Linked DNA regions of Mus musculus: all the other regions are linked to region 1. A link is a loop called in an ENCODE intact Hi-C map of the cell type or tissue named here. Cell type or tissue: left cerebral cortex. All regions are shown on one strand.

The links. Hi-C counts contacts between places; a loop is a spot of excess contacts. Peaks named below come from ENCODE experiments on the same cell type or tissue, not always from the same donor. Only the 100,000 strongest peaks of a DNase experiment are listed, where the experiment ranks them.
Region 2: a loop joins it to region 1, with 2.8 times the contacts of the local background. A loop is called at or near these places in 3 of 42 quality-filtered maps.
Region 3: it touches region 1 in a loop (4-fold over the local background); 11 of 42 quality-filtered maps call a loop at or near these places.

Annotation. Positions count from the first base shown.
Region 1 is chr9:86,445,883-86,453,882 of GRCm38, reverse strand. It overlaps Ube2cbp (ubiquitin-conjugating enzyme E2C binding protein), which reads left to right. Exons shown (of 10, transcript NM_027394.2): 2 at 1,873-2,069; 3 at 5,030-5,120. Among named protein-coding and RNA genes, the nearest start is that of Ube2cbp, 15 kb to the left of the region's middle. In left cerebral cortex, CTCF peaks have their summits at 1,982 (motif pointing right) and 4,083 (motif pointing right); DNase peaks (open chromatin) are centred at 2,594, 4,091, 4,895, 6,190 and 1 more place; H3K4me3 peaks cover 389 bases.
Region 2 is chr9:86,199,850-86,207,849 of GRCm38, reverse strand. No RefSeq gene overlaps it. Among named protein-coding and RNA genes, the nearest start is that of Ube2cbp, 260 kb to the left of the region's middle. In left cerebral cortex, no CTCF peak of the experiment used is centred here; DNase peaks (open chromatin) are centred at 2,639 and 4,148; H3K27ac peaks cover 60 bases.
Region 3 is chr9:85,838,866-85,846,865 of GRCm38, reverse strand. Tpbg (trophoblast glycoprotein) reads right to left here and starts at 4,014. Exons shown (of 2, transcript NM_001164792.1): 1 at 3,911-4,014; 2 at 1-3,215. The coding sequence starts at 2,886. The coding sequence ends at 1,606. LOC115487186 (a long non-coding RNA gene) reads left to right here and starts at 3,186. Exons shown (of 2, transcript XR_003948199.1): 1 at 3,186-3,268; 2 at 3,651-5,524. In left cerebral cortex, a CTCF peak has its summit at 4,849; DNase peaks (open chromatin) are centred at 4,706, 5,194, 5,403, 6,961 and 4 more places; H3K4me3 peaks cover 2,852 bases; H3K27ac peaks cover 570 bases.

The sequences.
Region 1 (8,000 bases):
GTCCTGGGTAGCTTTAAGGAGGGTGTGGCCCCTGAATAATAATAGTAAGAATGCCCCAAGACACTGAAAGTGGAGTCTCTACACAGGACATTCTCACTTCCTTTGTCTGCCTCTTTACTTTGGTGCTCAGTAGTATGGTATAGGCTTATCTAGTTTGATTTTCTTTCTTTCTACTCTAGTCCTGATGTAGTTTTCTCTCAAGCAACCTTATTGTTTTGCCTTTTAAAAACATTCCAAGGAGTGTGTACTGGTTACGTGGGGCAGGGCATGCCTGTAATCCTAACACTTGGGATTTAGAAGCAAGAGCACCAGGAGTTCCCGGTCATCCTCCATTACATAGCTGAGTGTGAGTCTGGACCGGGACACTTGAGACCTTGTCTCAAAAAGCGTGCATGTATGCATGTATAGTGTGTGTGTGTGCACAACTACACACTGGGAATCTAGCCTAGGGCCTTGCATATGCCACCAAATTAAATCCCCAGGACTTCTTTTTAAATAGAAAATTGTCCTTCTAGACTAAGATTTGGTGCTCATTACTATTGGAATGTCATTTCTTTTAGACTTCTGGCACATAGATGACACTGTTGACTAACACACAAACATTCATTCCCACCTATTTATATCTCTGTAGCTATGCACATCCTAAACCATGATCTCATAGAGGTATCCCTAATTCTAGCCCACTGCCACAGGTCCATTCTAGCATCCTCCCTTTGTTTCCATGTAACTGTATTCTTGCACAGTATAAATCCCGTCTCCCATTAGCCTCCTGATGTTTATCTCCCTGGTCAGTCTTCTATGCAACCAGGCTTCCGCTGGCTCTTTCCTGTTCCCTCTTCTCCCCTCTACATGCTGCAACCTTCTTATAGACCAAGAGTCTTCTTGGAATCTATGGGTATAAGTTCTAACTCCCCACAGAGGTGTTGTTCGGAGGCAGGGCCTCTAAGAGATCTTGAGGATGGAACCACTAAGATGAGTGAGATGCAAGCAGAAGGAGACCCCCCCCCCCAGCTGCCTTCCTACACATCATCTTATGGAGACCGTGTGGTTCATGGAACAGCCAGTCAGATTTACAAGTTCAGCTGAAAAATCAACACAAGAAAACTTACATCTGTGTTGAATGTGTGTGTAAACTTTCCTCCCGCGCTGAGATCTCCTAAGCAGTACAGTTGAGGACTGTAGACACACAACCCGATGTTTTGGGTGTTATGTGCAATGCTGACAGTGTGTGTGCACTTTAGTCAGCTCTGTGTAAGTGGTTGAATTTTTCACAACTGAGAAGATTAGCCATCCGAAGCAGGGGCAGAAGCAGGGGCAGTGGGGGCTCAGGTTACCAGTGGTGTTTTGGGGGGACATTTCTAGGTGCCAACTGTGCTTCAAAAATACTGCAGTAGCAAGGTGGACACCAAGCTATCTCATGGCTTCTTTTGGCACAGCCTGTGAACTAAGAACTGGCTTTTTTTTTTTTTCTGTTGTTTGGGGCGTTTGTTGTTGTTTGAGATAAGTTCTCACTGTGGGTCCTAGGCTGGTGGAGAACTCAGGAAATATTTACTCTCTGACTTTTTACAGAAACCTTGCTGACATCTGTGACTTTTTATGACAATCTTGATTACCGGCTAAGCAGTACTTTGATTTTCTGACTTTAATGCTGTTCTCAGAAGCAAGAGTTAAAAACATGACCTGGGAATCTCACGTGGTGATGGCTGCAAGCCCTGCCTGATCTAACCTAGTCCAGCTTGTCTCCCAGGGTCTGTTTCTGTTTTCCTGGGACAAGGATTTTAGGGTCTCTATGCTGGGTTAAGGTTTGGATTTTGTAAGCTTTGCCTTTCATCAGAGAGAAGTCGTCACTTGGCTTTTATTTTGTGTCATCAGTGGGCCAGATGAAGGAGGGATGCACCTGGACATTTCCATAACGCCCACCTCTCTTTTGGTGAGAACCCCTGACGGCTGCACCGAGATCCGACTTCCAGCAGGGGTCAGACTTGTACCTTCCTCGTGTGGCGGGCTGCAGTATATCAGTGGCGATGGTTTACATCTGCGCTTGCGGGTCCAGGCTGAATCCAGCCCACGTGAGTAGGAGCGGCACTCCTGGAGGGCTTTGACGTTTTTTTAGTTGAACTTTTCCCAGGTGAAAAGTTAGGCAATCAATGACCTGGAGGGGTCGAGAGATTCCAGGGTCTGGAACAGTTCTGCCAGTTAGCAGCTGTGTGCTGTGTGCTGTATCACTCTCCTTTCTCAAACCTTCATGTCTTTCTTTTAACAGTATGTTTAAAAATGCGCTTTAATTTTTAGGGGATGTTTAGCCTTGTCGCAAATTTGAGCAGAAGGTGCAGAGATTTCCCCCAAACTGCCCAGTTCGTTTCTTTAACCATAAATGTCCGGCTCACGGATATGAGGATAAAATTATAAAGCTGTTGTATGAAACCTGGTTGGTTTTAAAACACTGCATAGATATGTTTTCATTCAGCAGACAGGTTAGCTTCTACGAGGTGTGTGTGAGCCGTTTGATATGGGTGCTGGAAACACAGATGCCCACAAGCCACATAGCTGTCTGGTAATGTGGAGTGTGTGTCCTAGTGGGCGGGAACAACAGATGCTGAGCAGATAATTAAGTTGGAAACAGCACAATGCTGTGGGCACAGTAACAGAGTAATGCTGTGGGGAGTGACTGAGTTTCGTGAAGGCCACCCTGAGGGCGTGACAGTTTGAGCAGTAGACATTATCCCGGCTATGAAGAGACCATTTTAGATGGAACAGTACAAGTAGAGACATAATATAATATTGTTGTGGTTGGATTGTGGTTGTATACAAACTCAAAATGCATCTCGATGCAATTAGGTAGTAAACCTTTTCTTTTTGTAAGCTCTCATGACTTTTTTTTTTTTTTTTTAAATTCTGCTCATTGCATTTCTTACAATGTGCTATAATAGACAAGGCAGACAGCATTGGAAGGAACCGTGTTGATGCTTCGTGTCAGAGAAAGGCTTTGCTTGTGTCTATGACACCCTGAGACCTTATTGTTGAGCCATCTGTAGGTACTTTATCAGAACTATGTAGAGTCTAGAGGTGGGGACAACAGGATTGTCCCAAAAAGCCTGTAAGAGACATGAAGCTATCCCCTGGCTTTGGAAAGACAAGAGAAGATGGGGGTGGTTGGGGAGGGGGGGGGGGATGTTACTCTTTTTTTTTTCTTTTTCTGGCCTAAGGGTAATTTTGCTAATTTCTGAATTAGTGAATGGCTAAAGTATGCAGAAACAATTTTAGAAACAAGGAACAGGAAAAAGAGATGTCCTGACATGCTTAAGTGACATCTGATAAACACCTGGAATGACATTGAATCCTGAAAAGGAAAAAGTAAACAAAAATTGTTCCTCTCCCCCAGCTCCCCCACAGCACGCAGGAACTTCCTGTTGAGTTTGGAAACTGGCAGAAGGCAGGCACGAGAGCCACCTTGTTCCCTGGGACTCTGATGGAGACCCTCAGGGACATAGAATTTGGGTTTGTTGCCTAATCATAGTCTGCAACTGAATTATTTTCAACATTTTCAGTTAATGAGCAACATTTAATATTCTAACCATGGACAAAATAAATCCACTGCTGTGTGCTGGTTTGTGTATTGTTTGTGTTTGTTGGACTATTTCTTTGTGTTTTTTGAAACATTTTGTTCAAATACCTGAAAAGGGAACTTTCAAAGCCTGTTCTCTGGTGCATGAAGATCTGTGTAAAGCAGGTTCCTCCATCTTTGATTGCTTTAGTGCTTTTTGCATAATAGGTGGGGGCTAAGCATTTGCTGCATGAATGACAATCAGGTAGGTGAATACTGGTGTGCACTGGAATCTAAATATTGTAGGAAGTAACTTGAAATTTTTAGCATTAATTATGTCTCAGGGTTTTCAAGCGTTGCGTTTTCAGCTGTAAGACCACGCTTTCCGGAGCAATCATGATACACATCACCCTGGCACACTACACCGTTTGGAGGTTAGTGTAGGTGAAGTGGTGACCTCTTGTGTGTGGAATTTGACCTGGGGATACATCTTTCCCAGCAGCAATGCTTATCCAGGATGCCACACGACCCAGTGGCCAGCAGAGGGCAGTGTTCCACTGGAAACGGATTCATTCTGGCTAGCCCGTTGGAGGGCTCACCTAGGTCCTCGTTATCGATGCTCCGCATTAGAGAATAATACTGTTTATTTAACCTCCGTGCAGCAGGGATTTGTGTAGACACTTAGAGATTAACTGCAGAGTTTTTTAATTGCCAGGACTTAAACTTTCTGGCATCTGAAAAGCATCTTAAACTACACACAAAAGAACAGCAAGTGGATTCTATTCTTCGCTTCTAATAACTAGGACTTCATTAATTCAATTAGGTTTTTTTATAGACTAGTAATACAGTATTTTTTTTTACATAAAACTTACCTTCATTTACAAATGAGACATCAGGAATGAGGGGAACAGCTATCCACTGCAGCTGTGTGGGAAGTCCATGTGTTCCCATAGCACCCAGTATCTCCCCTCCCTCTCACACCCATCTCCCACAGCTTCAGCAGACACTGCATTTTGCTCTTGGGTGAGGACACTCTACAGAGCTTTGCGTTCCTTAGGTCTGCTCCACAGAGACCCGTCTAGCCATTCATTTTGCTTGCTCATACTGTGTAATGGGCAGGGGTGGACATAAACCGTAAACATAAAAAGTGAGAAAGCCAGATTGAACTTACATGTTAGAAGTCCATCTCTCCTCATTGTTAATATAGAATTTACTGTATTTATGGAATGAGAGAAGGAACTCACCAGTATGTTCCATGGTAATCTAGGGCAGCTCCTGGCTCAGGAATTCTAAGCAAAATGTCTTTTGTTTTTGGAAACACTTGGCAGTGTTTGCTTCTGGTTGAGTCATTGGATAGTTCTAATTAAGCCTACACTTCAGAGTAAACCGTAAACAGCGTGTATTGCTGGTAATTTATTGTGCTAGCAAACTCTTTAAATATGATAATTTGTTCCAAACCTCTAAAACTCTGTTGATTTCCTTCAGAGCCGATTTCAGTGTTTAATCAAAGCTTGCAAGCCCAAGAATGTTGCACCTTTTATTGCCAGTCCTGTGGTGAAGTCACGATAAAGGACAGGTAAGGAATGTGTCCAACCCTGATTAAACTGTTTCTGGGAGTAATTACCAAGGGAACTGTGGAGGGCCTTAAAGTAAGAGCCGACTTAGTGTCACTTGGAACAAAGTGAAGCCCGACTCTCACCGTGGTGCTGGAGCGGAACGGGAGTCTGGTCTGAGGGAGGAAGCTGGTTATGGTGGAAGAGCTGGGCCCGTCACTGAGCAGAGAACCATGGAGTTGATCTCCTGTGTGTCCCTTTTGGTCTGAGGGTGTGTGAAGGTTTCCACAGAAAGTGAAGTTTCTACCTGTTAGAAGCTGTGCAGCAGGACTTTGTTATCTGTGCTAGCTCAGTCAGGGCTTTTCTAAAACCCATTTCCTAGCTCCCCTGCGTGTAAGATGGAGCATACGGAGCACTCATTAACCTTTTCTCGGTGATTAGGTTAATCTTGTAACCGGCACTGGTGATGTGCCATAATTACCCTGTGGAGAAGGGAAGGACTCTTAGCTATTTCCTCAGCATTCCCATTTCCCTCTTCCTCAAGTGAGCTTTCCAGTTTCTTGGGCACAAATGCTTCCTCTGAATTTTCAGCTTCTAGCAACGACTCACGTGGAAGACGGCTGAAAGCATTACTGTTAGCGGTATTTAATGGAAGCATTTGGTGTTCTTTGATGGCTTTTCTAAGTCAGGTGCCTGGGACCAGCAAGGGATGCTTCCTTTCTGAAGTCTGCTCCTTTCTCAATGTCCCTGGCGCTATAATGCCAGACCTTTGCCTGGTAGATGTCTTCTGTTCCCCATACAGAGTCATCAGCCACTGTGGCCGTTCATTGCCTTTAGAGCTGAAGTCACCTGCCTTTGCCCACTGTCTCCCCACCTAATGGCACTTAGTCAGCAGCTTTCTGCCTGCTCAGCCTGCTTCTGGTTCTGCCCTGTGCAGATGCACCCCCCCCCCCCCCACCACCACCGAGTATGTCTTCTGAAGAACAGTTGTTCTTCCTGGATGGAGCCCAGGAATCCTTTGCCTACCGCAGCAGCTCTCCGGTCCTCCCTCCCATTTCAGCCTCCTCCCTCCTTGCCAAGCTTACAGGTATCACACGGGCCTGGTCATGAGCATGTGTTCCATACCTTTGCCGGGTTTTCTGAATCCTATCTTTACAGGATATCCCTAACGTGAAGGCTACTCCCTTTCCTGAATGCAGCTCCCTTTCCTGAAGGCTACTCCACCCTCTCTTCCTCCCTGGTTAGTCACCACCTGCTAACTCAGCTGACATAGCATTCGCTTGTCTTGTGATGTAGCGAGCCTTGTCTCTCTCCTGGGTTGCATCAGGTACTCTCCTGAGGTTCCTTTGCCTGTCTACGCACGCTGGGCTTGAAGAATGGGAAGAGCCACACTGACTTCCGTGTCCTTTGTTCCTGCTTTCTTGATTGTATAGCATAGAGAGGGAGTCAGCAGTGGCAAGGCGTGTTTCCATCCACCATTCACTATCCCAGCGGTCTTGGATAACTTATTATCCAATAAGTCCTTATTGAGAAAGTGTAGCTAACAGTAAGACTTACCTTGTAGTGCTGTTGATAGGGTCTGATGATTCAAGTGGTTCTAGCCATGCCTGGTGCCGGGTAAGCATTCACCATTCGCTGATAGCTATTGCAGTAATCATTCTTACCAGCATCCCTCAGCATCAGGCGTGGTGCCCAGAGAAAAAGTGTGTTCTTAGCGAGTGTTGCTGGGTTGGCTGGAGTAAAGCTAGGTGTGTGTATTTTGGCTTCCTACCAGCTGTTCTTGCTTGCCTCCTGATCTCAGCAGGGTTCCAAGTAGATGAGCTAGCACAAATGCACCCTCAAGATTTAAGGAAGTTGCACACAGAGCATCTTTTTAGTGATTGGCACGAGTAAGAAACGAAGGGGTCTTAAATCTACAGAGAGGAAGTTGCTCCCGATCTGCACCAGAGGCAGATCCACTTCTGAAAGAGCTAAGAGATCTCCGTATATCCTGGCCTTCTCTCAATCTGTCCCAGGCTCGGGTTTAATTCTCAGATGAAGTTTCTGAAATGTCTCATCCCGTGCCACATGCAATATGCAAGTTATGGCCGGAACACTTACATTCTTGGTTGGTGCTATGACAGAAGAAAAATGCTGCTCTACTATTGCCTGGTATTTGCGCTTTGTTGGGAAAGGGCCTCACTATAGTGCCTGTCTCTCCTATCCAGGACTGGGACCATCTGCTTTGTGTCAGACCTGTCTATGATTCTCCAGTTGAGAATGGGGAGGTTGTGGGGCTGATGGTGAAAGACAGCTGTCTTTCTCCTTGACTGTCAGGGGGTGTGGCATTCTCCCCACCTGAGAGTGGAACACGGGTATGAACTTTGGCTTTCTCACTGAGAAGACAGAGAGGATCTGTTTGTACCACCTTAGCTTCTTCTAGCCAAAGCCTTCTAATAATTCATATTTTCCAAGCTTACCAAGAAAGCTAAGCAATGTAAAATATATAACAGAGGAAGTGCTCAACAAGCATTTTAATCGGTTTTATTGATTCTTTCTCCCCTTTCTGGATTGTTTTTTATTAGTAAACTAGATGATCTTTTATTTTTTTAAAATTTTTTTAAAGATTTATTTATTTAAGCTATGTATATGAGTACACCTTTGCTCTCTTCAGACATACCAGAAGAGGGCATCAGATCCCATTACGGATAGTTGTGAGCCACCATGTGGTTGCTGGGAATTGAATTTAGGACCTCTGGAAGAGCAGTCAGCGCTCTTAACCACTGAGCCATCTCTCTAGCCCTAGATGCTCTTTTATTAGTAAACCAGCAAATTGTCTAGTTGAATGTCTCTTTGGGGCTGAGGATGATGGTCCACATGTCAGTAGCAGTCAGAGTAAGATGAGGAATGCAGGCCTCCTCCCA
Region 2 (8,000 bases), 250 kb after region 1:
TGAGCTGCATGCACACCTCCACACATGTCTTCTCCCTAGCAATTTCCTATGTTGTGATTATCTGGACTTTTAGTTCTGGATGACTATAGCAGTTATGTATGTGGCATTATTCATAGCATTATATGTCATATCTTAGATGAAATGCCAGAAGCAATCCTGAGCAAAAAGAATCCTGGAGGGAGTGTTATTTGAGACTTAAAAATATATTATAGAGCTATATTAATAAAAACAGTATGATGTTGGCATAAAAATAGTAAACCAATGGAATAAAGTGGGAGACCCAAACATGAGTACTTATATTTACAGTCACCCAATATTTGACAAAGAAGCAAAAGACATACACTGAAGAAAAGGCAGTATCTTCAGCAAATATTGCTGGGCAAACAGGATGCCCACATAGAGAAAAAAATTAGATCCAAGTGAATCAGAGCCTTGAAACACTAAAATTGATAGGAAAAAAATACAGGCAGTAACCTACATGGTATAGGTTTTGGAGAGGACTTCCTGAATAGGACTCCACTGACCAAGTAATTAATGCCAACAATTGACCATACACACACACACACATACACACACACACACACACACCACACACACACACACACACACACACACACACACACACACACAAACAAACACATGCACGCACACACAGATGTGCATATACACTTATACTTTAAAGGAGTTAAGACACTTGGGTTGTCAATGCTCTCAAAAACCACTATAAACAAACAACGACTCAAGTAACAGGCACGCAGGTACGAGAAACCTTTTAAATGACTGGTTATGGTAGTCCAAGTGACTCTCAAAGCAAGTAATAACAATGTAGCCAGGGGTTGCCTCTTAGGGCCTGAGGGTGGGTTCCTATTGCTGATTCTGTTCAAGTCATATGAGTTGAATGACTTGAACAGAATCTGACCTGAAAGCCTCTTTCCAGTGGTCTAATTTCATGGCTCCAGAACATGCAGTGACAACTGCCAAGGGAAGGAAGCAATTGAACAGTCTTCTCAGCTGCGACATCTATAAACCATCACATTTCCAGTACGGCAAGTTATGCTAAAAGATCATCTTTGTAGTAATGGCAACCAAATGTCTGTGGCAACCAATAGTTGTCCAATTGGACTTAAGGTCTACTTAACAGGAGGGAAATCATGCCTGCTACTAGAAACCTAACCAGCTTCCTAGGGTTAGTGAAGGTATGAACCTTTGAAGAAGAATCTGTCAACTTACTAGACTAATATAATGCTTTACTGCATTCTAGATCTTATCTTTATACCCCATAGATAAGCTATCACCCCTCATGAAGGAAGCTTGTCTGTACAGCAAATGGAGACCATTACAGAAAACCACCATGGGACACAGATCAACAGATCATGAAACTAAAAGCTCCCCACAAAGGTGTCAGGCAATTTCACAGAAGGCTTCTCTTCCCAGCATCTACCCACCTTCACCTCAGATTAAGTTATGTGGGGGGTGGGGCCTTGTAAATCCTGCAACTTCCTGAGTGCTTGAGTCCTGTCAGTTTCCCAAGCTTCCTGAGTCTTGTAAGTTTCCTTAGCTTCTGGAGTCATACAAGCCTCCTCTGCTTCCTCCAGGGGGAAGGCTTCAATCCAGAGGAAATAGATGCACCTTAAAGGATCCGCTATCAGAGTCTAATTCCTATTTCTTCAGTCAGAATCAGGTTGTCTTTCTCCACGAAACATTTGGGACTTTTGTCAGTTTTAAAGTCAGTCATTATAACTCTGGAAATTGCAAGGGACCAACTTGGCTCAGCTGTTCAGCACTCAGTTTCATATTAATTACTTTGATGAATGTTCCAGGTCTCATCTCTGTTTTTTATATTAGTTGACCTAGATCTTGGAGTTGCATTGGGAAATATGGTTTTGAAATTCTGTTTCCTTTTCTTTGTAGTTGCCCATCTGGTCTTTGTTCCTGTGGACTTTCTACTGATTTGTTGTTGTGGTTGTTTTTAGAGACAGGGTTTCTTTGTGTATCCTCGGCTGTCCTGGAACTCACTTTGTAGACCTGACTGTCCTTGAATTCATATTTACCTGCCTCTGTCTCCTGAGTGCTGAGATTTAAAGTGTGCACCATCACTCCCCAGCAAATTTTTTTCCTTATGGGGAGTGTAGTAGTTTTATTTAAAACAACCTAATGACTTTCCCACCACACTAGTCAGTCACAGAAAAGGAGCAAGAGTAGTTGATACAAATACTTGGTATTTAATCTTGTATCTTTCATGCCTTAAAAAAAGTGGCGATCAATTTGAGAGGAAGTTGGTGGTGAGGGGACTGGTAGGGTATGGAAGAAAGGATGGGGAAGGGAAAAGGGATATAGTTATATTTTAATTAAAAAGATCCCTAAATGGTTCAACTACAGTCAAAATATAATCTATGACCATTGGCAGGGAAACAGTATTTTGTCTGTGTGCTGCATTAAATTACACTATTTTTTTAATTGTTTTAATTTGCTTGTATTTCAGTGGTTTACAGTTTTCCCATTTTGTGACTAATCCCACAACAGCATGGATATCTGTGAAACTCAGCCACCCATTCAGACCAGAACATTGGCACTTTCCAGTCTTCAACCAGAAGGCTGAGCAGCAGGCTCTGTTTTTAAGTTAGCTTTCTCAGTGTCTCCTAGACCCACACATTCTGTTTCTCTCTGGTTCACGACTAGCAAAACATGATCCTTTCAGGATTTTTTTTTTCTTGCATCTCTCCAAGAGCAAACACAGAGTCTAGGATTAAATAAATCTCTCCAGTTTGAGCGTTCGGATGTAAAGGGCACAGATGATCAGAGTAAATCAAACTTAGGCTGACATGACTTTATTAGATTAGAAACCACTCATTGATTTGCAAGGGACCATTTGCAAGAGATTGAAGCAAGCTGTGCCAGTGGAGAATATAGCCTACGTAGGGAAGAGTACAGCTTGGACAGAATTAACACTTGCCTTTGAAAATAAGGCTTGCATGCTGGGGAGATGGCTCGGTCAGGAAAATGTTGGCTGTACAAACCTGAGGACCAAAGTCCAACCCCCAACACTATGTAAAAAGCTTGTAATCTCAGTATTGGAAAAGCAGAGACAAGTGGATCCCTAGGACTTGGTGGCCATATAGCTTAGGCTAATTGGAAAGCTAGCTTATGCTAATCAGAAAACCCTAGGTCCCAGGGAGAGACTCGGTTTCAAAAAACAAGGTGTACAGTTGTGCCAATACATTTTAATGGGTAAAAGTGCTTGCCACAAGAACCTCATGATTTGGGTTTGACCCCAAGTATCCATGTGTTTATGGAAGGAGAGAAGTGACTCCATAGTGTTGTCTTCTAATCTCCACACATCAGCTATATAGCACACATGCAACTCTTGCTCCCAAATAAATAAATAAAAAGCTACAGCAACACCCCCAAAACAATGTCTCTTGAGAAATTACACTTGAAGCTGACTTCTGGCTAAAACACACATGTGCATGTCTACCCACTTTCACATGCATACATGCATCCTTCCATGAACACACACACACACACACACACACACACACACACGCACATAGTCATACACAAAATACATTTCTCCTGGAAATTAACTTATGAATGAGAATAACACTACTATTATTTTATAGAAGAGCTGCAGTTGCAAAGTTCTGTGTAGTTGTTTCCACTTCATGGTTATGATGTTTTCCTTGTTATGTGTGGTGCTGTGGGAAATGCTTGACATGACCATTTTGTCTCCTTCCAACCGGACTGAAAGTCCTTTTGCTTTCAGAAATGCACTAGTCTTATCTAACTTTGTAGAGTACATTTCTGCAAGCAAAGATGCCACTGACAGTCACTCTGAAGAGAAATACAAATAGCTTCTGGAAGGCTATTATCTAGAGCCTTAAAACTATGGTTCTAGCCAGAAGTTCCGTACAAAGGAAGATGGTTTCACATCTGTAATTACGAAGGTGTATATATAGCCCCCAAGTTAAAGCACAGTACTTTCTTTATTCCTTCCGCTTGGGAGAGCGAAGTAAACTTGACACCAGGGCAAGACCTTGTCTATGATACTCCAATGTCATTATGCCTGCTCTGCCCGATTTAGAATCCGATGAGTTGTAGCTCTCTGCACAGTCTGTGGGAAGATGTCTGAAATGAGGTGTTAACCACAAGACGGATTTAGACCTTCAGAGTTTTGTAGCCCTCTTTGTCTTTGCTTCAGTTCAGAGGCACCTGGTGAGATTTCCACATATACCCTTTGCAGTAAAGCTAAAGACTGTCAGGCTGGCTAACAGTTTCCACTTTGAGCTTTAGTAATTTACCAAAACAAGATCCCAAGGATGCGAGTGAGGTAAGCTTGTGGGTACCAGCTTGGTTGTGACTTCTCAGTAGTTATAAACAAGTCTACCATTACCAAAGTCTCTGTTGGTATCTAATGTTGATGAAAGAGCCAGCTGGACAGCCATGGGGCTAGAATAGGTTATTATTAACAGATGTCCTGTCCTGAAATGGAAAGGCTTATGCGACCCTTTCACTAGGAAGTTCTCCAACCACCCTAGGGGATTTCTGGGAACTGTGTGTGGCTTGTAAAGAAGGTGCATCATGAGGGAGAGAGGAAGCTGCCTGAGACCGTTCTCAGCCCATGCACCCCCATCACTGCCTATTCACAATCTTCACTGTTCTTATAGAAGCTCTGCTTTAATATAAAACTTCCCCTTAGCAACGACTGCTCTCTAAAAAACAAAACAAAACAACCCTGTCCATGCTAGCTAGTTTTATATTAATTTGACACAGGCTAAAGTCATTTTGGAAAAGAAATCCTTAATTGACAAAATGTCCCCACCAGATCAGCCCGTGGGCAAACCTGTAGGACATTTTCTTGGTTAATAACTGATATGGGAGGATCCAGCTCATTGTGGGCAGTGACATCTCTGGGCTGGTGGTCCTGAGTACTATAAGAAAACAGGCTGAGCAAGCCATGAAGAGCAAGTCAGTAAGCAGTACTCCTCCATAGCCTCTGCTCTAGTTCCTGCCTCCAGGTTCCTGCCCTGGCTTTCCTTCATGATGAATTTGAAAGCTGTGAAGTGAAATTAATCCTTACCTTCCCAAGTTGATTTTGGTCATGGTGTTTTATCACAGCCAAGAAACCCTAACTAAGACACCGTTGTTGTGTTGTTGTATGCTGATACTTTCCAAACATCTGTGATTCTTAACTTTCAGGAATGAGATCTTCTAGAGGAGGGATCACTTTGATGTTAGGAAGCTCACATCTTTCCAGACTGTGGCTCTGAGGATTTGGGATGGGCAACAAGGGACCATAAGCTGTGTGTACTTACCTTCAAGGACTGAACATGTTTAGCTTCAGGTAGAATGAGTATTTGGCCTACACACTCTTTGGCCTCCTCAAGGCATTGCATTTGTGCAAATGCTCACATATACTCATACTTTTAAAACATCTAAAATTTTTCAGATTAAGCTACCGTTACAGAACTCTAATAATGTGAATAGACTAGTGGTTTTCATCCTTCCTAATTTTGCAACCCTTTAATACAGTTCCTCATGTTGTGGTGACCCCAACCATAAAATTATTTTGTTGTTATTTTTTATAATTGTAGCTTTGCTATTATCATGAATCATATTATAAATATTTGATATGCAGGATATCTGATATGCATCCCCCAAAGGGGTCTCAGTTCATAGGTTGAGAGCCACTGCTCTAGGCTATGGGCTGAGCCTTTTGTGGGGCAAGATATACAGGGTCTCACTATGTGTTCCCTGGCTGTCCTGGTACTCTCTGTGTAGAACAGGATGGTCTTGAACTCACAGATATTTTCCAGCCTCTGCCTCCCAAGTTCTGGATGGAATTAAAGACTTGCATCACCATATCCAGTATATGCCTTGAACCTTTATGCATGCCATACTATCCAGTCCTTATAACACTTTGATATATATATATATATAATTATATATAATATACCGTATATGATTATCTCCAGTTTATAACTAGTAAACAAGCCTATGGGAATGAATGTTATATGTATAATACATAGTTTGTAAGTTGTAGAGCCAGGATGCAAATACAGCTGCTATATGGTTTTATTATGATGTGATTTAGGTAGCAGACTCAAGACTCTGAGAGCTTGTACATTATAATCTTCTATACCATAACACTATTTGTAATTAAAGCCATATTATTATAGGGAGAAAATATTACTCTGGGTGAAGTGGCCCAGTGATCCTGTGCAGGTGACATTGCATTCTCAGGGTGACAACAAGATAAGTCAGGATATAGAACACCCTACTTTAAGAACTCATGGGGGTTCTAAAAGAGAGGAGGGTCCACTTGATTAAGTTCTAAGGTAACAGCTATCCAAACAAAACGCAGAAAACCCCTTATACATCAAACATATTGTTCCAAATCATGGTGCTTTCTCAGCACTGTTTAGTATTACTGTGTGGGCTTTTTTGTTGTTGTCTAAAAAATGTATCCTTATTTTGTATTTATAAAGCATTAAGCACAAGCTGGCTGGCTTGTTAAATATAGGAGCTACTGCAACTATTTCTTTAAAGAAGCAAAAACACTGAATCAGCAGCCATGAATTTGGCAAAGCTGGAGTCACATGCAGACAGCACTTGCTTTCTCTCTTCTCCCATGAAGGGGAATGGCCTCTGGAATGTCCCCCTGAAAGTCACTGCAGGTTTTTCCATTCCTAACCTATCAGTGCTTTTCTTTCTTTTCTCTTTCCCTTTCTTTCCTTCTTTCCTTCTTTCCTTCTTTCCTTCTTTCCTCCTTTCCTCCCTTCCTCCCTTCCTCCCTTCCTCCCTTCCTCCCTTCCTCCCTTCCTCCCTTCCTCCCTTCCTCCCTTCCTCCCTTCCTCCCTCCCTCCCTCCCTCCCTCCCTCCCTCCCTCTCTCTCTCTCTCTCTCTCTCTCTCTCTCTCTCTCTCCCTTTCTTTCTTTCTTTCTTTCTTTCTTTCTTTCTTTCTTTCTTTCTTTCTTTCTTGTTTTTTTTTGAGACAGGGTTTCTCTGTGTAGCCCTGGCTGTCCTGGATCTCACTTTGTAGACCAGGCTGGAATCGAACTCAGAAATCTGCCTGCCTCTGCCCCCCAAGTGCTGGGATTAAATGTGTGTACCATCGCACACCATGATTTTCTTAAATAATTTTACACTATTGAATAAATATATACAGATTTATACAACTGATAGTTTGTATATATTTAAGTAATATTTATGGATAAAATAAATATTATGTGTAATTTATGTGTTTAAAGCTGTGAGCTAGCCACTGTCGAATGAGGAGAATGATGTCAGCTTTTAGTGAGGAGAGCCAGAAAGAAAGTGAATCTTATAGTAGAATTGTTCTCTGTTGCTAAGGAACACGTTTCTTGGGTTGTGTGGACAGATTAAAAAGAGTAATGGGCTGGGGGAGTGTGGTAAAAAGTGTTCAGGGAGTTGAAGTCCTGGATCCAACACCTTGCTCTGGTTCTTGCTAATGGGATGTAAATACACATCCACTACTTGGGCTCCCAGGCGGATGTGTGGCAAGGATCCATACAATGGCTTTGAAAACCAGAAAGTGTTAGTGCCGGTAGAGCATTGTCTTTTAAGAAAAGAAAGAGGATGAGGATGGTGGGAAGTAGGGGAGAGAACTGGAGAAGACAGACAGACAGACAGACAGACAGACAGACAGAAGGAAGAAAAAGAGGATTGCAGGGTAGTGCTCGTCTGTTGCCATGTCCTCCACTCAAACGCAAGTGGGTCTTTGGTATAGGCCATCTAGGTGTTGGTCATGCTCATGTATCAAGGGCCCACAGCAAGGGCTGCCGGGTTAATAAGCCTGTGCATAAGTATTTGCGTGAGTTTTGATAGTCGCTCTCAGTGCATCTGGGCAGTTGACCTCTTGGGAAGAGGATGCCTACCTCCTTCAGGTACCTGGATTCTTCCCTGCTGTACCCAACCTGTCAGGCTTATAAAAAAAAGATGCCATCTACTTCCCAAGAACACAGAAGCATTAATAAGACGTT
Region 3 (8,000 bases), 610 kb after region 1:
ACTTCCTGTTCACTGTAAGTGGCACATGATGGCAGAGGGGTGGCGGGATAGAGACGAGACAAGAGTATCGGATGACAAGAATGTTAATGAGAAATTGCTTTAATTTATACCTAAGTATGATTTATTCCTTATGGAGGTATATACATTTACTTACATGGTGCTCAGAGCTGAGGGGCCTTCTTTAAAAAGCCCTCAAATTCTTAAATACTGAACATAAGAATCTAATAACTACTTATAATATTTGTCTCTAGATACAAGGATGTATCTTTGGTTATTTCCTTAAACACAATCATAATAACTCCAAGAAACACAATGTTCCACTTTGAAAATTTAAAAGCAGATTCTCGAGGCTCTCTGAACTACAATTTATGATCTCTGAAAATACTGTTCTTAATTTGTCTTTTAAGATTTTTTTTACTTCAAAATATTTTAAGATACTTTATTTTCACACATTTATTGCCACCACATGACTCACACTTGGCTCTCAAATTCCATGGAGCAACTTCATTCAGTTTGGCTAATGATTCTGTCTCAGCAACTAAATTAGTCTAGACAAAGTGGCAGCTGTGACATGTTTACCATAAAGGACTCTTCACTATTACCAACCTCCCAATGCTCTTTTAAATAACACATAATGAACACCGTTAACTTGGGGACCTCTAATACTATGACCCTATAAATAACCTTAATTCCACTTAAGCCCTAAAAGAATCCATCATTTCAGAATTCTCTCCAGTCTATTTATATGAAGGCACTGCTCCAGGCTGATTCTCAGCTCTGCTAACTAATAACTCCAGTATTATTTGAATCCAGACTATTCAATACCATTGCCCTTAATCCTCCTTTCAAAATACCAAAGTTAAACACAACATGCTTCTTTTAAGATTCTTTTATTGATTTTTTTTATAACAATCCAGTTTGTTGGATCTCAATGCAGTTTATTTAAAAAACAAAACAAAACAAAAAACCAAAACAAACAAAAAAAAAAAAAAAAAAACACCGAAAAATCTCAGGTCAGTTTCCTATAAACTGCAATCAAAAAGTAATTTAGTTTGTCAAAGAAGTTATCTGAAGTTGCAACTTTTTCTTTTTAATATGCAGAACAGTAAAATGTACGCATGCTCTTGGATGCAGGTGCTCTTATGCACTACAAAGTTCTATGTAAGAGCTTGCTACGGTCTGCAGGCAGTTTGGGGATGCAATATTTCCTCCATCATTTAGGTAGGTGAGGATGAAACTCATATTTATGAATAAAGTACTTTTCTCAAAAAAAAAAAAAAACTGAGGCAGCTTCCGTTGAATGTTATCTGTGCTACACCTTGAACTGAACTAATCCAAGTCCATGCTGCGACTTGAGAGAGAGGAAAAAAAAAAAAAAACAATCCCTCCGCAGGCATCGAGGAGTACCGAAAGGAATAGGGAAAATAAACATGTGCAGTTGTTCATGTCCTTACATTAACAGAACACACCGGGATTTTACATAACAAGGATCAAAGTCAATAGTGTCTACGGTGAAGTGTGGAAGTGGAGCAAGCCTAGTAAAGGGGAAAAAAAAACCCTTAAGTCTACACCTCATGCAGAGTCCTCCTTGACGGGTCCGGTTTCTCAGACATCCGAGTTGGAACTAAGATTTGTTAATCTGGGGTCCGCATTGATTTCGTATCTGTAATGATACCCTTCCATGTGATCCCTGCAGGCATCTCTGATGTTATGCATCCACTTTTTTATGCCTTTACGGTTCAAATACAAAACGAGGAGGAAAATAGCGCCTATCAGAGCTAAAACAATACCTAGGAAGACATAGGAAGTCTGCAGGGATTGGGGAAGGACAGCGTCACAGTCCAGGTCAGAGCTGTTGAGGTCTAAGAGGCCACGATTCCTCATTTTCTCCGGGAATGCGCAGGTAAGCCTGGCTTTATCTGGCACCACCTCTGTCTCTTTAAGCCAAGCCACCATGTCAGCCATGTAGCAGTCGCAAACCCAGGGATTGTTGTCCAGGAACACCTTGACATGAGCCAGGCCGTGCCACTCAGCCAAGGTGGAGTTGTGAAGGACCTTGAGGGCATTGTCCTCCAAGTGGAGGCTTTCGAGGTGTGTCAGGTTGCGGAAGGATGCGTAGGTCAGGCTCACCAGGGAATTGTTCCTGAGGTCCAGGTATCTGAGACTCGGCAGTTGGGCTAGTAAGTCCCGAGGCAGGAAAAGAAAGTGATTGCTGGCTAGCTCCAGGCGTGTAAGACCTCGGAGTGCAAGGCCTGAGCGCAGAGCTGCTGCCACCATGCCTTCGAAGGCCACCATACCCTCGAAGCTCCCGTTCTGCCTCTGATCCTCAGGGGGCACGATGTGATTCAGGATCAGCTCCTCCAGGGGGCTGGGGGCCGAGACGCTGGCGTTGCTGCCCGCAAAGGCGAAGGCGCTGAGGTTGGTGAGAGGGTTGTGGCTGAGGTCAAGCCGGCGCAGACCCGGCAGATGCTCGAAGGCACCTGCACACACTTCCTTCAGGTGGTTGCCGCTGAGGTTGAGCGCCTCCAGGTCGGCGAGCGGCGGCTGGCGGGCGAAGGCGCCCGCCGGGAGCACGGTCATCTGGTTGCCGGTAAGGAAAAGGTTGCGCACGTAAGGCGGTAGATCCGCCGGCACCTCCAGCAGGTTGCGGTTCACGCACTTAACCGTGCGCGCCGCCTCGGAGCACTCGCACGCCGCGGGGCATCTCTCGGCTGGCGGAGGCTGCGCAGACCCCGAGGCCAGGAAGGCTGCCGGGGAGGTGGAAGACGAGGGTACCGAAGAGCTGGGGGCCGACGCGGAGACCCAACCCAGCAGCACTAGCGCCAGCCTTGCCAACCTCAGCCGTCCGTCCCCGGCGGAGGGGCCCCGGGAGCCCGCCCCAGGCATCGCGGCTCGCGGTTCCCCGGAGCTGGGACAGCGCCCGCTCCGAAGACTCGACCGCCTGGGCCCGGCGGGCGCGAGCCGGCCGCAAGCGTCGACGGCAAACTTTCCTCGCGTGGGAGCAGAGGAGGGGACGCCAAAAGCTGGAACTTGGCTAACCCCGAGCCACCGGGCGTCCCCCTCCCGGAGCGGCACCCCGCCCTTCCCTCCAGTGAGTACGCACGGCGGGTCGGGACACGGGCCTTGGCGCTCCTCCTCCCGCCGCAGCTGGGGTGGGTGGCACCTCCTCAACTCCTTTGTTGGCGCCTCTCTCAGGGCAGGATCGGATGAGCGACCTGGGACAAGCGGGAGAGAAGCGTGAGGAGGAGTGACGGCCGCAGCTCCCCGAGTACGAACCAAGTAGTCCCCACACTAGCAACCCGGCCCAAGCTTCTGTGTGCGTCCTTCCTCCCTAGTGGGACGCGGTCCCCACTCCCAGGCGCTAAGCCTACCTCTTCCGGGCCCACACCATCAGGACCCGGGCCACCTCCCGCCTGGCTCCTGCCCGGATTGCCCTCCTCCCGCCTAGAACTTCACGCAGACCCCGCGGTGTCCAGCGAGCAAACTTCTCCTTTTTCCGGATCCCAGCTCCTACCGCCCCGGCCGACCACCTGCCTTCCGGGGTCCCCGCCCCCGCCGCTCCTCCCCCTCCCACCTTGGGATGAGAGCGAAGTTTCGGGTTACGGGACTCTTAAGAGCTTTTTTTTTTTTTTGGTACCTCCTTGGATTAGTGTGAAAAGGGGAGCAGAGCCGTACAGCTGTCGCCTACTCTCGACTCCCCAGTTCCTGGCCACCCAGCTCCCCGATCCCGAGAGGATCCAGACATCTCCAGAAAAACGGAGGGAACCCGCCAACAAAGCGGCCGTGGGACCGTGGGCGGTGTGGCAGCCAGGACCCCCCCCCCCCCGGCTCTCTTCACGCCCTAGTATAGAAAGGAACCCTGGTCCCGCCTCCAGGCTCCAAACCTGGCCGCTCGGTCCCCACTGCTCACCTCCGCACCCCGCGCCTGCAAAGCCAACTCCGAGGGCCACCCGAGTCCACGCGCCTTCCCAGCTCCTGCTGCGGGCGCCGACTCTCCTCTCAACCCCAGCCCCTGGCCCAACCTCCACGGCTGGGAAAAACCAAGCCGGGGGGCGGGGGAGGGCCAGGGCTGCAGGAGAGATCGCCGCCGCGCTGGCCACCTCTGCTGCCCCAGGTAGGGGCTTCAGGGAGGGATACGAGGGGCAACCTAGGCTGGGCGACTCCCCTAGGCGGAGATAAATGAGCAACGCATCCCGAGAAGGTGAGGGATTCCCCTTCTGTTCCCCCTCCCCGGCATCCTTTGGTGGTTCCGTATTTTGCATAGCGTATTTACCTCGGACAGAAACAAAACCGCTGGTGGACCTCTTGGAATTCACGCTGCTTCTGGCACCGCTGGCAGTGAGGAGAGGGATTTAAGCGTGAGCAAAGCAGCAGTAGAAGAAGGAGCTGCACAGGTTACATCCGCCGCGGCAAACGCCTGGGTTGTGAGGGAGATTCAGAAAGTCTCCTCTCTCGTGGCTCGGTTTGGCTGGCAACTTCAGTTTATGAGGTAGTTAGTTAATGCCTTCCTACCTGTGCCGCCCCCGCACGTCTAGGGTAGTTATCAAACTTGTAAAGACAGTCAACTTTAAAGTGGGGGAGGGTTACTGGAAAGGACACTCATTCTTGATTCATTATGGGTGGTTTTTTCCCCCCTCCTCTCAAAATTAAAACCAGAGGGAAGAAAATTGCAGCTAAAACACCCCAGAAACAAAAGCAAATTGCAAAGACGTGAGTCACCCGGAAAGCTCCCTACACCAGATGCGGTGCGTTGTGTCAGCACAAGTCACTTACGCAGGGAGCGCTCGCGGCGGGAGGTGGGCGGGCTGACCTGGGAAAGAAGTTTGTCCCAAAGTCTGTCTCCCAGGGGGCGCTGGCAGGCGCCGGATGATGGATTAGGGAAACGACTGGAATGCTTATAGGACCAATGTCATTAAGTCTGGAGAGAGTTGGAGTCCCGAACGCCCTCTCATTGCTCTCTCAAAAAGTCTTATCTGCTTTTCCTCAGTCAAATTTTCCCCAAGTTAAAAGGTGTGGGTGATTACAGACTATTTCATTTTAGAGAGAGAAACGATAGGAGAGATAAGGCTGGGAAAAAGAAGACCCAGTATAATAAAAGTATCAAGTTAAGGAAGCCGGGGATTGTTCCCCACAACATGCATCATGACTGTGGCGGTCCAATTCTGAGTCTATGGCTGTTTCTTTCTGTGGAAAGATAGTCCACAGAAACACCAGCCAAAATGGCCCAGGAAAAAAAGCTGCAGAGCCTGGAGACTGCAGAGATTTGTGCAAAAAGACAGTTTCATTAATTTGCATCTTCAGCACATTTATCTAAATCCCTTTCTCTTATTTTTAAAAGTGTTTTGCAGTATAAATGTGAAAAGCTTTGAGGGGAAAAAAAAACCGACTCAGAAGCTGAAGTCATATGTATGGCAATCATGACGATGGTTATGTAAACCCATACACGTGCTAAAACTCGTAAGACTGTACGCCGAAAAGGGCAATTTTACTGCCTACGTTTGTAGTAAAGTAAATGGCACGGGAAGAATTTTTCTGATCTTCTGGTGTGGTCTTAAATGGTTCTGTCAAAAGAGCAAGTGCTCTTGTGACCTAGCTTTTTAGCATTAAAAAAAAAAAAAAAAAAAAAAAAGTATTCTCATCTCATCTCAACATATACCTCAGAGGCAAGATACACTGTAGCATTGGGACGATCGTCCTGAATCCTTCCTGTTCAGCTTGCCAAACAAGCAAGCAAACAAACAAACAAAAAAGACTATGAGCTAGTGTGATCTGGGGTCAAATGTTTTCTACTTGCCTAGTCATGCCACTTAATAACAATTACCCAATTTTACTCTGCATATCACAACCAAGATAAATCTTCTCACCAGATTTACCCATGAGAAAGCAGGCATGCTGGTATAGAACAATGTCAAGTGGAAGGTGGAGATGGAACCAGGACAAACTTACCTGCTTTTCATGTCTTCCCATTCCATGTCTAGGCCAGATGAAGAGATTTGTGCAAAGTCTCAATCTTTGGATATATTCAGCCTTCAGCCAAAGGGTGGTGATGAATGCATCCAATACACACACACACACACACACAAAGATGTTACAGACTTAGTTAAAACATGAGATTCTTATTTTGTAACCCAATTGTATGGTTTTCCCATGTGAACTTTATGCTGACAGCATCACCATCCAGGCAGGCCTGAGGGAGCCAAATAAGCAACACACCTGAGTGTCTTTCAGCTTCCCTCTGCAGTTCACAGCTACTTAGAACTAGAAGCAGAGGCATTTATAGCTCCAACACTTACACAGGGACCGCTGTTCTGATACTAAATCTGTAAAATGGAGCCACAAGTACAATTCAAAAGATCTCCACGAGAATTGAGATGGCACTTATCAATACCATCTGTTGTCATTCTCTCTCTAATTAATCTCCCTCCAGTTATCAATTATAATTTATTTCCATAACCATGTTAGTGATAGCAGTACAGGGTAAGCAAAGGTCTCCATAAAGCAGAATATTTAAGAAATGAAAGTACAACACACAGTGTTAGCTTTAATTTCAGTTAAACACTCAACAGTGTGGTGTTACCCACAAGTTCACTTGGGTCTTCCCGCTTTAATTAACCTAATCTAGACAACCCCTCTCAGAGCTGGACAGAGTCTTGTTTTTCTAGTTGATTCTAGATTCCTGTTAAGTGGATATTAATCATCACATCTCCACCCTTTGACACCCAAACACATTACTTCTAAACCTGAGCCTTCTTCCACTTAGCTGCATTGGCACACAGGTACCCCATAATGCAGAAACAGATTCCATCCAACTTCAAAAGGCTGTATAGTCTTTTAACAATCCCAGCTCTGTTTAAAATTCTCAAGCCTGAGATCTCATTTGAGATTCATCCTTTTTGCTCACTCCCTCTCTCTGTAGATCTGCATAAAAGAACTGAGCAGCAGACACACCACAGCTGGAGAATAGGCTGTCTTGGAATTCTGCCTGCCAAATAAATTGGTTCATGACTTAATTCACCACTGCACAAGGTCTTAGGGAACGTGCAGAATTTGACGGGATTCTTGGCCAGAATGTAACAAAAAAAATGCCTCTAGCCCAGCCTTTGTTTCCTTCTGAAACCTCTGTGTGCCAAACCTCTAAGCCTGCTTGTCTTCTAAGTCCCTGCCGGAACAGACCATTGAGCTATGCCTTCAGTATTTGAGGGCTTGTCTAGCCCAAAGTTTCAAATTCTTGAGCATTCCTTTTGTAAACCAGTTCCAAAGACTTGAGGACCAAGGGAGCTGGTTTATTATAGCGGTGATCTCTCACCCAGTTCTCAGTTACTCTTTCTGTTGCTGTGATAAAATTCTGTAACAAACACAGTTTGAAGGAGAGAGGATTTGTTTTAGCTAACAGTCCAAGAGTGCAGCCAGGTGTGTGGGGGGAGGAGGAGTCTTGGCAGAGGAAGATTAAGGCAGGTGCACAAATTGTGTTTACAGTCAGGGAGCACAGAGCCATAAATGCTCAGGTTTAGCTTGCTTTCTCCTTTTTATTCTTCCAGACCCTACCGCATGGATTGGTGCCATCCTCTTCCAAATCCTTCCTGGGTATGCGCAAAGGCTTGTCTCCTGGGTGATTTCAGATCCTGCTAAGGTGGCAATATTAGCCATCACATACTGCAAATACTTTGCTGAGCTATCTCTCCAACCTCTTACTTTGCATATATATTTAATTCTATTTCTTCTACGATAGACTCGTGTGTATATATCATATGCATCACTTACAATTTTTCTTAATTTAAGAATATATTTTATAAAAAAGAGTTAAAAAATATATTTTATGTCTGTATATATGCTATTTGTGTATGTGCGTGTGTGTGTGTGTGTGTGTGTGTGTGTGTGTGTTTGTAGGGGTGCATTCATGTGCAGACAGATATTCATTCACAGGGGTGTGAGTATATATGTGGAATGTGGAGTGCTGTTCATCACACAGTCTCACCCTGGCCTGGAAGTGACCAAGTCGG